2 separate regions of the Mus musculus genome follow, and region 1 is linked to region 2. Evidence: chromatin loops called from intact Hi-C (ENCODE). Cell type or tissue: heart. All regions are shown on one strand. Region 1 overlaps Arhgef2 (rho/rac guanine nucleotide exchange factor (GEF) 2). Region 2 has its middle 13 kb from the start of Ssr2.

The links. Hi-C counts contacts between places; a loop is a spot of excess contacts. Peaks named below come from ENCODE experiments on the same cell type or tissue, not always from the same donor. Only the 100,000 strongest peaks of a DNase experiment are listed, where the experiment ranks them.
Region 1: it touches region 2 in a loop (2.2-fold over the local background); 24 of 42 quality-filtered maps call a loop at or near these places.

What each region holds. Positions count from the first base shown.
Region 1 is chr3:88,638,386-88,643,385 of GRCm38, reverse strand. It overlaps Arhgef2 (rho/rac guanine nucleotide exchange factor (GEF) 2), which reads right to left. Exons shown (of 22, transcript NM_008487.4): 13 at 3,894-4,063; 14 at 3,036-3,103; 15 at 760-960; 16 at 347-460; 17 at 170-237; 18 at 6-41. Among named protein-coding and RNA genes, the nearest start is that of Rxfp4, 12 kb to the left of the region's middle. In heart, a CTCF peak has its summit at 2,486 (motif pointing right); a DNase peak (open chromatin) is centred at 2,525.
Region 2 is chr3:88,589,942-88,594,941 of GRCm38, reverse strand. It overlaps the pseudogene Gm52660 and a transcript of Arhgef2 not described here. Among named protein-coding and RNA genes, the nearest start is that of Ssr2, 13 kb to the right of the region's middle. In heart, a CTCF peak has its summit at 2,844 (motif pointing left); DNase peaks (open chromatin) are centred at 1,791 and 2,421; H3K27ac peaks cover 1,859 bases.

The sequences.
Region 1 (5,000 bases), 48 kb before region 2:
CTCACCTCCTGTGGTGATCTCAACTGATTTCCATTCCGATCCTACAGAAATAAACAAGAATGGGGAGTCAGCAGGCACAGACCTGGGGGCCTTCCTCAGCAGCTGTCTATCCACAGGCCAGCCAGCTGTGCCCTTTCTTTGGCCACTCCCTGGCTCTCCAAGAACCCACCTTCTGGCTGGAATCCGAGTCTGCTCTACAGAGTTCAATGGAGCCATTGAAGGTTCTGGCCTCTCCATCTGTTGCAGAAAAGAGAAGGAGGAGCAGAATATACTTCTTCGGGGGCTCCGGGACCCCTTCCCTCCCTGATTAAGCCACTCCCCTCTTGCTTTCATGCCCCGTACTCACTGGCAGTGACCCCAGGACAGCTACCGCTGTCAGAGTCCAAGGGTAAGGCTGGTTCTCGGGATGTCATAGGCAGGTCCACACATGGGCCCAACAGCAGGTCTTTCAGGCCTTCCACTGAAGGGAAAGAGGAGGAGGTGGGGACAGGAGACAAAACCAGTGGGGGTCCACCCAACACACACCATCCAAGTATTTAGGGGGTTCACATTTGGGTAGTGGGGCTTCAGTCAGCCATGTGGCATCCAAGGGACATCAAAAATGTTCAAGAGTCATCTCAGCCTGCCCGAGGGAGACGCATCCGACAGCAAGCTCAGATCTCGGCCCCTTTCCTTCCCAGGAGTTAGACCAGAACAAACCCAACTCCTTTATGGGTTGTGGTGCTGAGTGAACAGCCTAGACTCTTCAGCAGCCCTCACCTTCACGGAGGGCATCCTTTAGCAGGCGCTCGCCTCGGAGGGACTCAAAGGACTCAAGACGGAAAAGGCCCCTGGGCAGGGCGGGTGGGGGCATTCCAACGAAGCCAGCCTTTAAGGCCTGGAAGTGGACCATCTCGGCAAACAGCTCAACATTCTTCTGTAGCAGCTCCACTAGCGCCTGGTTTTTCTGCTGCAGTTTCGCTGCGGATAGGAACAGGTTGAGTGTGGAAGGACCCAAAGAGCTTGTGAAGGGCCGGCCATGGTCAGCAGAGGGGCAGGCCAGGGTCAGCAGAGAGGTAGCCCAGGGTCAGCAGAGGGATAGCTCAGGGTCAGCAGAGGGGTAGCCCAGGGTAGCAGAGGGATACCCAGGGTCAGCAGAGGGACAGAACTTAATTTTGGGCTTGAAGCATTCCCCAAAACAAAAAATCTTGTGTGTGTGGTGTAAATCAAACATTACTTTTGTTTCTAAAAATCTATGAACAGGGGCTGGAGTTTTGGCTCAGTGGTTAAGAACATTGGCTGCTTTTCCAGAGAACCTCGGTTCAATTTCCAGCAACCACATGGTTGCTCACAAGTGTCCATATAGCTCCAATTCCAGGGGATCTGGCACCTTGAAACACACATGCAGGCAAAACACCAAAGTAGATAAACTAAAAGTAAATAAATCTTAAAAAAAAAAAAAAGGATGAATAAGGGTTTGGGTTAGCCACCTCATTCTCTCCGTGTTCCTTCCATTAGAGCACTTACAGGGCTGCTCACTTGAGTGAGCGGAGTAACTTGCAGTCAGACACAGCTATTATGGCCTTTGGACTCTTTTTTTTGTTTTTGTTTTTGAGACAAAGTCTTGTGTAGCTGAGGCTGGCTTCAAACTCCTTACATAGTTGAGGCTAGCTATCCTCTGTGGTATTTGGAACAAGATGTTTTCCATAAGGCACAGGCATTTGAATACTTAGTACCTAGTGGGTGGCTGGGGAGGACTAGGAGGTGGGGCCTTGCTGGAGGAAGTATGTCACTGGGGGCGGGCTTTGGGGGTCTCAAACAACTCAGACTTTCTCAGCTGTTCCAGGGTCCCGTCTGCCACCTGCTGTTCCCACTATTATGAACCCTAACCCCCTGAAACTGTAAACCCAAATGAAGTCCTTCCTTCTTTGAGTGGCTTTGGTCACGGTGTCTTATCACAGCAATATAAAAGGAATTAAGACAGCCTTGAATGCCTGATCCTATCACTATGGGTCCCAAATGCTGGCATTACAAGTGTACACCACTGCAGTCTGCTCTCATTAAAAAACTAATTTATTTAAAATTATTTAACCTTTAAAAAATATTTGTTTGGGGGCTGGTGAGATGGCTCAGCGGTTAAGAGCACTGACACTCTTCCAGAGGTCCTGAGTTCAAATCCCAGCAACCACATGGTGGCTCACAACCATCCTTAATGAGATCTGAAGACAGCTACAGTGTACTTACATATAATAAATAAATAAATAAAATCTTTTTTAAAGAAAATATTTGTTTGTTTTTTGAGACAGGGTTTCTCTATGTGTAGCAGCACTGGCTGTCCTGAAACTAGATTTGCAGATCATGTTGGCCTTGAACTCACAGAGGTCCTTCTGCCTCTGCCTCTCAAGTGCTGGGATTAAAATCGTGGGCCACCAAGCCCAGAGTTAACCTTTATTTTGAATCATATGGGTGTTTTGCCCACATGTATGTATGTCTATGTACCATGTACATCTGTGAAACATATGCAGGCAATGCCCTCAGAGGCCACAAGAGGGCATTAGATGCCCTTGGGACATAGAGATACTACTCTATTTTAAACACACACACACACACACACACACACACACACACACACACACACACCTATTTACCCTAAACTTACAAAATGGTAGCATACACTTCACATTGTTTTAAACCTGGCTTTTTTCATTTAACAATTTATTTTGGGATAGACCTCTATCAGCCCACCTGAAGCTTTCATTATGAGAGTTTTGCCTGCACGTAGGTGTGGGCATCACGCATGTGCCTGGGGTGACTGAGGTGACCAAGGCCATTAGAGAGCCACTACACTGGAGTTACAGACAATTGTGAGTCACCAAGTTGGTGCTGAGAATCACACCTGAGCCTTCCGAAGGAGAAACCAGCGCTTTCAACCTGGTTGAAATTTGGTACAAACAAGAGGTGAGCCACCTCTTCAGCACCTCTCATCTTTCTGAGAGCAGCACGGTATTTTGCGAGGATATGGTGTAAATCAACCCACTCCCTGGATGGGAACTTACTCTTGATCCTCCGGAGATACGCCTTATCCTCTGTCTCGATCAGAGGAAAGTCCTCCCTGGACGGGCACCTACAGAGCAACAGGCAGGTTGGGTGTGTGGAAGACACCAGCGATCGATCAGCTTCTCTCCTCTGCACATGTTCTACAGGACCCTCCTCTCATCCCTTCAGTGGCCTTCGTCACTCTTTGCACTAATCCTCATCTCACACTTACCATTCAGGCTTATAAAGGTTATGAGAAGCCTGCGTCCATCTCTAGCTCTGATCGCTCTGCCAGGAGAGCCATTTTGTCAACTTCTTTGTCCTTGTTTTTGACTTCTGCTCTTCTGCGGATTGCTGCTGACTTAGGTGGTGCCAGGGAGGGACCCAGGTGTCCAGAACACTAGGCAGGAGCTCTGACATTTGAGTTACAGCACTAACTAACTGTGCTGGAGGTTTTTGTTTTGGTTTGGGTTTTCCAGACAGGGTTTCTCCTGTAGTCCTGACTACCTAGTCTGTAGCCTAGGCTGGCTTCAAACTCAAGAGATCCACCTGCCTCTGCCTCCCACGTGCTGAAATTAAAGGCATGCGCTGCCAGGCCTGTTGTAGTTTTTGAGAAAGGACCTCAGCTCAAGCTGGTCCTATTTGCCAGTGATATATGTGTGGCTGGCACTGTGTCACGGCTGACAGGTCTGCCACCACCATCCTGGAGGGGTAGCCGGGTTATCTGGATATAAATTAGAACTTTTCATGTGAACTTTCTGTCTTGACTCATCTAGTCTATCCCCAGCTTCTGCCCCAACCTCTCCTGATGAGCTCAGTTCCCAGGAAATATGCCGACTAGGACCTGAAGCCATATGTACACACAGGTACACACTCACAGGCGCACACTCTGCTGGATGACACGGATCCAGGTAGTCCGGTCGTCTCGGGACGCTGCATGCACCTCATACATCTCAGGCGGTCCAGAACTAATCAGAAACATCCCTTTCGCCTGGTTGGCTATGTCTCTTACGATGAGGTTCTGCAAGGACACCACTGAGGGCTTGTCCTGTGAGGGGAAAGGAAGAATTAGGCTGAGGAATCCTAACCGTTAATATCTGGGTTTTCCGTCCTAGAAAACCAGAAGGATTGACGGTGATGCAATACAGGCAAGAGCCCAAGCATCGGAACCAGCCAGGACCATTTAGATGTGCACGAGTCCCTCGATGCACAGTCTCTCTCTCTTTTCTGTCTCTGTCTCTCCTGGGTCTCTCTATGTAACCTAAACTGGTGTTGAACTCACTACAAAGCCCCAAACAGCCTCAGAGTTCTAACCCTCAGAATCTGCTTTCTCAGCACTGGAGATATAAGCCTGTGCCTGCTTTACTTTTGTTGTTGTTGTTGTTGTTGTTGTTGTTGTTGTTGTTGGTTTGGTTTGGTTTTTCGAGGTAGAGTTTCTCTGTATAGCCCTGGCTATCTTACTTTTTTTTTTTTTTTTTTTAAGATTTATTTATTTATTTATTTATTTTATGTAAGTACACTGTAGTTGTCTTCAGACACACCAGAAGAGGGCGTCAGATCTCGTTACGGATGGTTGTGAGCCACCATGTGGTTGCTGAGATTTGAATTCTGGACCTTTGGAAGAGCAGTCAGCGCTCTTAACCACTGAGCCATCTCACCAGCCCGCTATCTTACTTTTTATGATATAGAATTAAGAGCTATAATAGGCATTTGACTCAGTAAGACTTTCTTGGGCTTGGTAAGAAAAGCAAGGGATAAGAGAACAGAAGAGGGGCTGGTGAGATGGCTCAGCGGGTAAGAGGACTGACTGTGCTTTCAAAGGTCCTGAGTTCAAATCCCAGAAACCACATGGTGGTTCACAAACCGCCCGGCCAACCAGAGGGAGCAGAGGTCCTAAATTCAATTCCCAACAACCATATGAACGTTCACAACTATCTGTACAACTACAGTGTGTACTCATATACATAAATAAATCAATCTTTTAA
Region 2 (5,000 bases):
ACTGACCGCTTTTCCAGAGGTTCTGAATTCAATTCCCAGCAACCACTTGGTGGCTCACAACCACCTGTAATGGGATCCAATGCCCTCTTCTGGTGCACATGAAGACAGAGACAGTGTACTCACATACATAAAATAAATAAAATCTTAAACAAAAAGAGAATTAGCTGTGTACCACCACACCCTGGTCACAGTTGAAAGCAGTCAACATTCAGGGTAATAAAAAGGAAAGAGGAGGAGGAGGAGGAGGTGGGGGGAAGGGTAGAGAAGATCCATTCATCCAGCAACCAGTACTATAAACTGTAACATACACTAAGACAGAGACAAGAACCCAGAAGGATAATACATCAATGCAAAGATAGCCAGATGCTTGTGTGGCCAAAACCCATTTACCGAGATCAGTTTCTGTGACGAGTCTGAACATGCATTTCCCTGCAGCGGTGGCCCATAGAGCAGTTATTGCCTTTACTGTTAGGAAATTCCAGAAGTTCCAAGCTGGGAAGGTAGCCAAGCATCCCCAGACCCTAATCCAACCACACACTCGGCTAAGTCACCAGGCAGGCATCTCAACACCACCCCGCCCCTCTCCTCTGTGGCACTCGAGGCTCATGCACCAGTCTGGAATTTTGCTGTTTCCAAAGGTGAGCCTCGGCTTTGTTTGTTTGAATTTAAGGATTCTGCCTTCCTCCCCACCATACCCCACCCCTGGGCTTGTGACTATATGCTTCTCTACAGGAGCCCTGGGTCCTAGTCCAGGAAGCAAAACGTAGGATAAGAAAGCAAAGACCTGTCAAACGCAGCCAATCCTCGTCTCCCCACCAGGTTCTCAGCAGGCACTGTAGTATCTGTGCCAAAAGGGTGGGGCAAGAGGAGCTCTGAGGTTCAGAGGGACATCTAAGGAGACTTTGGCCAGGGTGACAAAGGAAATTAAGCTGGCAGATACCAGGAAATGCTAAAGTAGCTGGTAGGGTGGATAAACCCTAATAGGACAGTGGGACAGTCTAGACTCTGGAAGAGCTTGGCTTTAGGAACAAATGATTGGTCCTGAGATTGTTTTGAGTCTCATAGAGGTGCTGGGTTCCAGTCCCAACACCGTAGGATAAAAATGATAGTGGGGTTTTTGTTTTGCTTTTGTTCTTAATGACAACGCGACAGAGTTGGATGCCAAATGAACTTGACTTTGAAACCTAGTCCTACAACTTACATCTTAATTGACATAGGTTAGTCATCTAAATTCTTTATACTTTGTACTCAAGACAAGGGTTGAGTATATTAACCCTATAAGATTCTAAAGATTAAAAAAAAGAAAACATGAAAATAATTCATCAACATTTGATACATACGTTGTGTTCATTGATCATTGGCTGTTATTGTGACTCTTTCCTATTTGCATACGTGCATGGGTATACACATATGTGCACACAAAAATATAGCATCTATACACACACATACGCTGCTGCCCCCTAAGCAGAAATGGGAAGTGAAAGTAAGATGCTGGTGCGGAACCTGTAACTTCTCTTGCTACTTCCTGGGTGCTGAGCAGCTCCTAACAGGACATCCCTGCTTCCTGAGGAATGTGCATTCATCAAGCAAGGACCCCGGAAAGTGAAGAAGAGACTCACCAGAGGTCCCGAGGGTGGGAAACCTGTTCTGGCCCTCAGCTGGTGACTTCAATATGGGCGCAAGTCCTGCTTCAGGCAGCCCCTCTAAAGGTCTATCCAGGCACCTCGGTGGGGGTGCCTCTCTCTCGGTCCCTCTACAGGAACTGTTCATGGTCCAGAAGTTTGCATAGGGGCCATGGGGCACTCATTCCAGTACTGACCAGCTGCCTCTTCAACTGTTCAAGCCCTTCCCTTCCCCACCCTACTTCAAACACCCTAGACAGTTCTGTGGCCAGACCTTTAACCCTTTTGGTGCCACTGCCCTGTTACAAGCATTCCCTGGACAAAGGGTGGCCACGGGACTCAGTCTCTCGTGGAAGCAGGTGTGGGGAACCAGACTGGCGTTCCCTTGAGAGGAGAGGATGTTGGACTCTGACCACTGGGAACTTTTAGCTTCCCTCTAATGGGACAAGGAGAAGCTGGGGAGGGAAAGGGGAACATCAGCCCAGGGCAAGGGTCACAGCTGGAGTCCTACTTAACATTGAGGTCTTCCCCCAGGTCAGCAGGGTCCTCTATTCTCTCTCATGTTAGGCTTAAAAACTGTGCTTTGGTCCCTTTAAGAGGCAGGTTACAGTAGCGTGGGAGGAGAGGTTGTATTTATTTGTGCTGCAATTGCACAGGAAGGGAGATTACAGGCAGCTACAGGTAAGGAGGGCCCTAGCTCTGACAGCACCAGGGTGACCAGCAACTCAGCCAACATGCCAACGCATAGCATGGCTTGTTTTGGAGACCAGGCAGCAGGATATTTGACCAGCTCTTCCACCCTTTCCTTGGTAACAACTGAGGGGGTGTGGACTCAACCCTCTTCCGCTAGGGCAGAGGGCAGCTTGGCACAGCTTGGCACTTGTGGAGGTGACAGGGAGCAAAACTCTCTTAAGGAGCCTGCGGCTACTGGAAAGGGCTCGCTGGGAGATTTGCTGTCTCTGACAACGAGTGATTTACAGAGCCTTGGACAAGCTACTAAGTGCTTCCTTCATCCCTCATTTGCAAACGGGAAATATGGCTATGTAGTAGTCACTTATTAAGTATGATGTGGGTCAGTGTGGTGGCACATAGCACTCTGGGACAAGCCAGACTTGGGGTATCTAGTGAGTTCAGACTAGTCTTATCTATAGAGAGACAAGTTTTGAGACTTGTCTCAAAAACACTAAGTAAAAATAAATATGCTAGACTGCCATCTGCTGGTGATCTTTGGATAAGCCCATTTACATTGTCCTTTGTGACCTATTGAATACTACACTTGATCTTAGCCAAAAGGCCGAGAAGCGATTGTGACCTATTGAATAAAGCAAACAAATTAGTTGTCTTCTGATCAGCTAGCCTTTGCTCTGAGGTCCTTGCTGTGGGTAAGGGGGAGGCATCCAGAAGGAACGATGCATCCTTCCCTACTCCAACCAAATGTGAGAGGGACAGTGGTTTGCTTTTCCCTAAGAATACAGGAGAGATGCTTGTGCCCTCTCAGTGGGGAGGAGGCCGTGGAAATCCACATTGAACAATCTGGATGAGGATGCAAGCTCCAAGACAGAGGCCAACGCTGAGTGGCCACCTAGGGGCTGGGATCCCCGCTGTGTGGTCAGTGTTACCCTCCATGCTCCAGCTGTGCTCTGGGGGAGATTAACTTCCAGTCTCTCCACTGAGCTGCCCCCTGCTCTCCTTACTCCCCACTTTCTTCAGGTCTGGAGGCCTAGATGTGAAGTTAGCGGCGGCAGTGGAAGCAGCTGGCTCCCTCTGGTACCAATCTGAACGGAGATGGGATGCTGTGGGGGTACTCGAGGGCTGTCTGCAGAAGGTAGAAGAGACCTAGTACCTGCTGTCTCCAGGGTTGCTAGCTAGCCTTTTAGGGTGGAGCCCCCATTTGGACACCCAATCTTCAGGGTAATGAGGGGGATGCTCATCGTCCTTCTCTTCTCACAGATCGGCATACAACCTGATTCAGGTTTCACACCTTTGAGGGTGTGTGTGTGTGTGTGTGTGTGTGTGTGTTGGCAGTCATCCTATCTGATAGCCTCAAGGTGACAAGGGCAGTGCTGAAGCCAACTATTTCAGCTAAGCCTGTCGACAGACTTCAGGAGTGCTTACATTCTCCCCAGCCACTGCTGAAGGGAGGCTCAAATTCCACCCTGACTCCAAGGCAGCTGATCTCTTGAGAGATGAAGTATCTAGTCTGGCCTCTTTTCAAAGGACCCATGACATCCACTGCCTTCACCACACATATCATCTGTGAGCTCCTGTTTCATCTCCTCTCCCGACAGTGCCAGTTCAAACACCGATGATTTGTACAAGGAAAAGGAGCGAGAGTGCCCCTGCCTTCTAGAAGAGACCACCCAGAGTGAACACCCAGAAAGAAACAGCTTGATGTCACCTGCCCCAGTCCATCCTGTGGAGGGCAGGAAAGCCCTCCTCCTGTGACTTAACTCTGTAACTCCAGGAGAAAGCACACACGGGAAACAGGGCTTCCCACTCTGAAAGGGAAGGGTTCAGTACCAGACAAGAGCCTCCCTATCAAATGCTCTCCCCACTTGGCATACCCCTACACCTGCTCACCCGGTCTGAGCATTCCCAGGTTCCCACCAGAACATGAGGAACAAGAGCCATCATCTTTCTTGCTTTCTGACCTGGCTGGCGCTGGCATGTCCAAGCTGCAGGGCCTGAAGGAAGGATGTGAGTTGCCTAAGGGCCACCCCATTGGGAGCTTCCCGTTGTCTCCAAGTCCTTTTCATCTTTCAGGGACCCAGAGGCTCCCAAGGCTGGGGAAAGGAAAGGTTAAACCGGTTAGGCAGGGGAGCTGAGGAGCGGAATGGAAAGGGGAAACTTGTTAGCAGAAACAAAGCCAGTGTTTGTTGGGTTCCCCTCCTGCCTGGGAGGCCTTTCTCAGACCACGGCATTCCTGTGTTGGACAGAGTCAGTTTACAGCGGAGAAGCCACTGTAAACTGACTCTGTAAAAGCCAAAGCTGCTACTAGAGGGTCCAGCAGCAGGAAACCCAGCACTTCTCCCTGGCCTGAAAAGAAATCATTGCTGGGCATTTGGCTCAGGCCTTTATTCTCAGCACTCAGGAGGCAGAGGCAGGGGGATCTCTGTAAGTCTGAGGCCAGCCTGGTCCACAGAGGGAGTTTCAAGACAGCAATAAGGAGACTCCATCTCACCACACACATACACAAATAAATTCAAACTCAAGAGAAGCCATTTCCTTTAATAACTATTTAAAAAAAAAAAGATTTATTGCTGGGCAGTGGTGGCACATGCCTTTAATCCCAGCACTTGGGAGGCAGAGGCAGGCGGATTTCTGAGTTTGAGGCCAGCCTGGTCTATATAGTGAGTTACAGGACAGCCAGAGCTACAC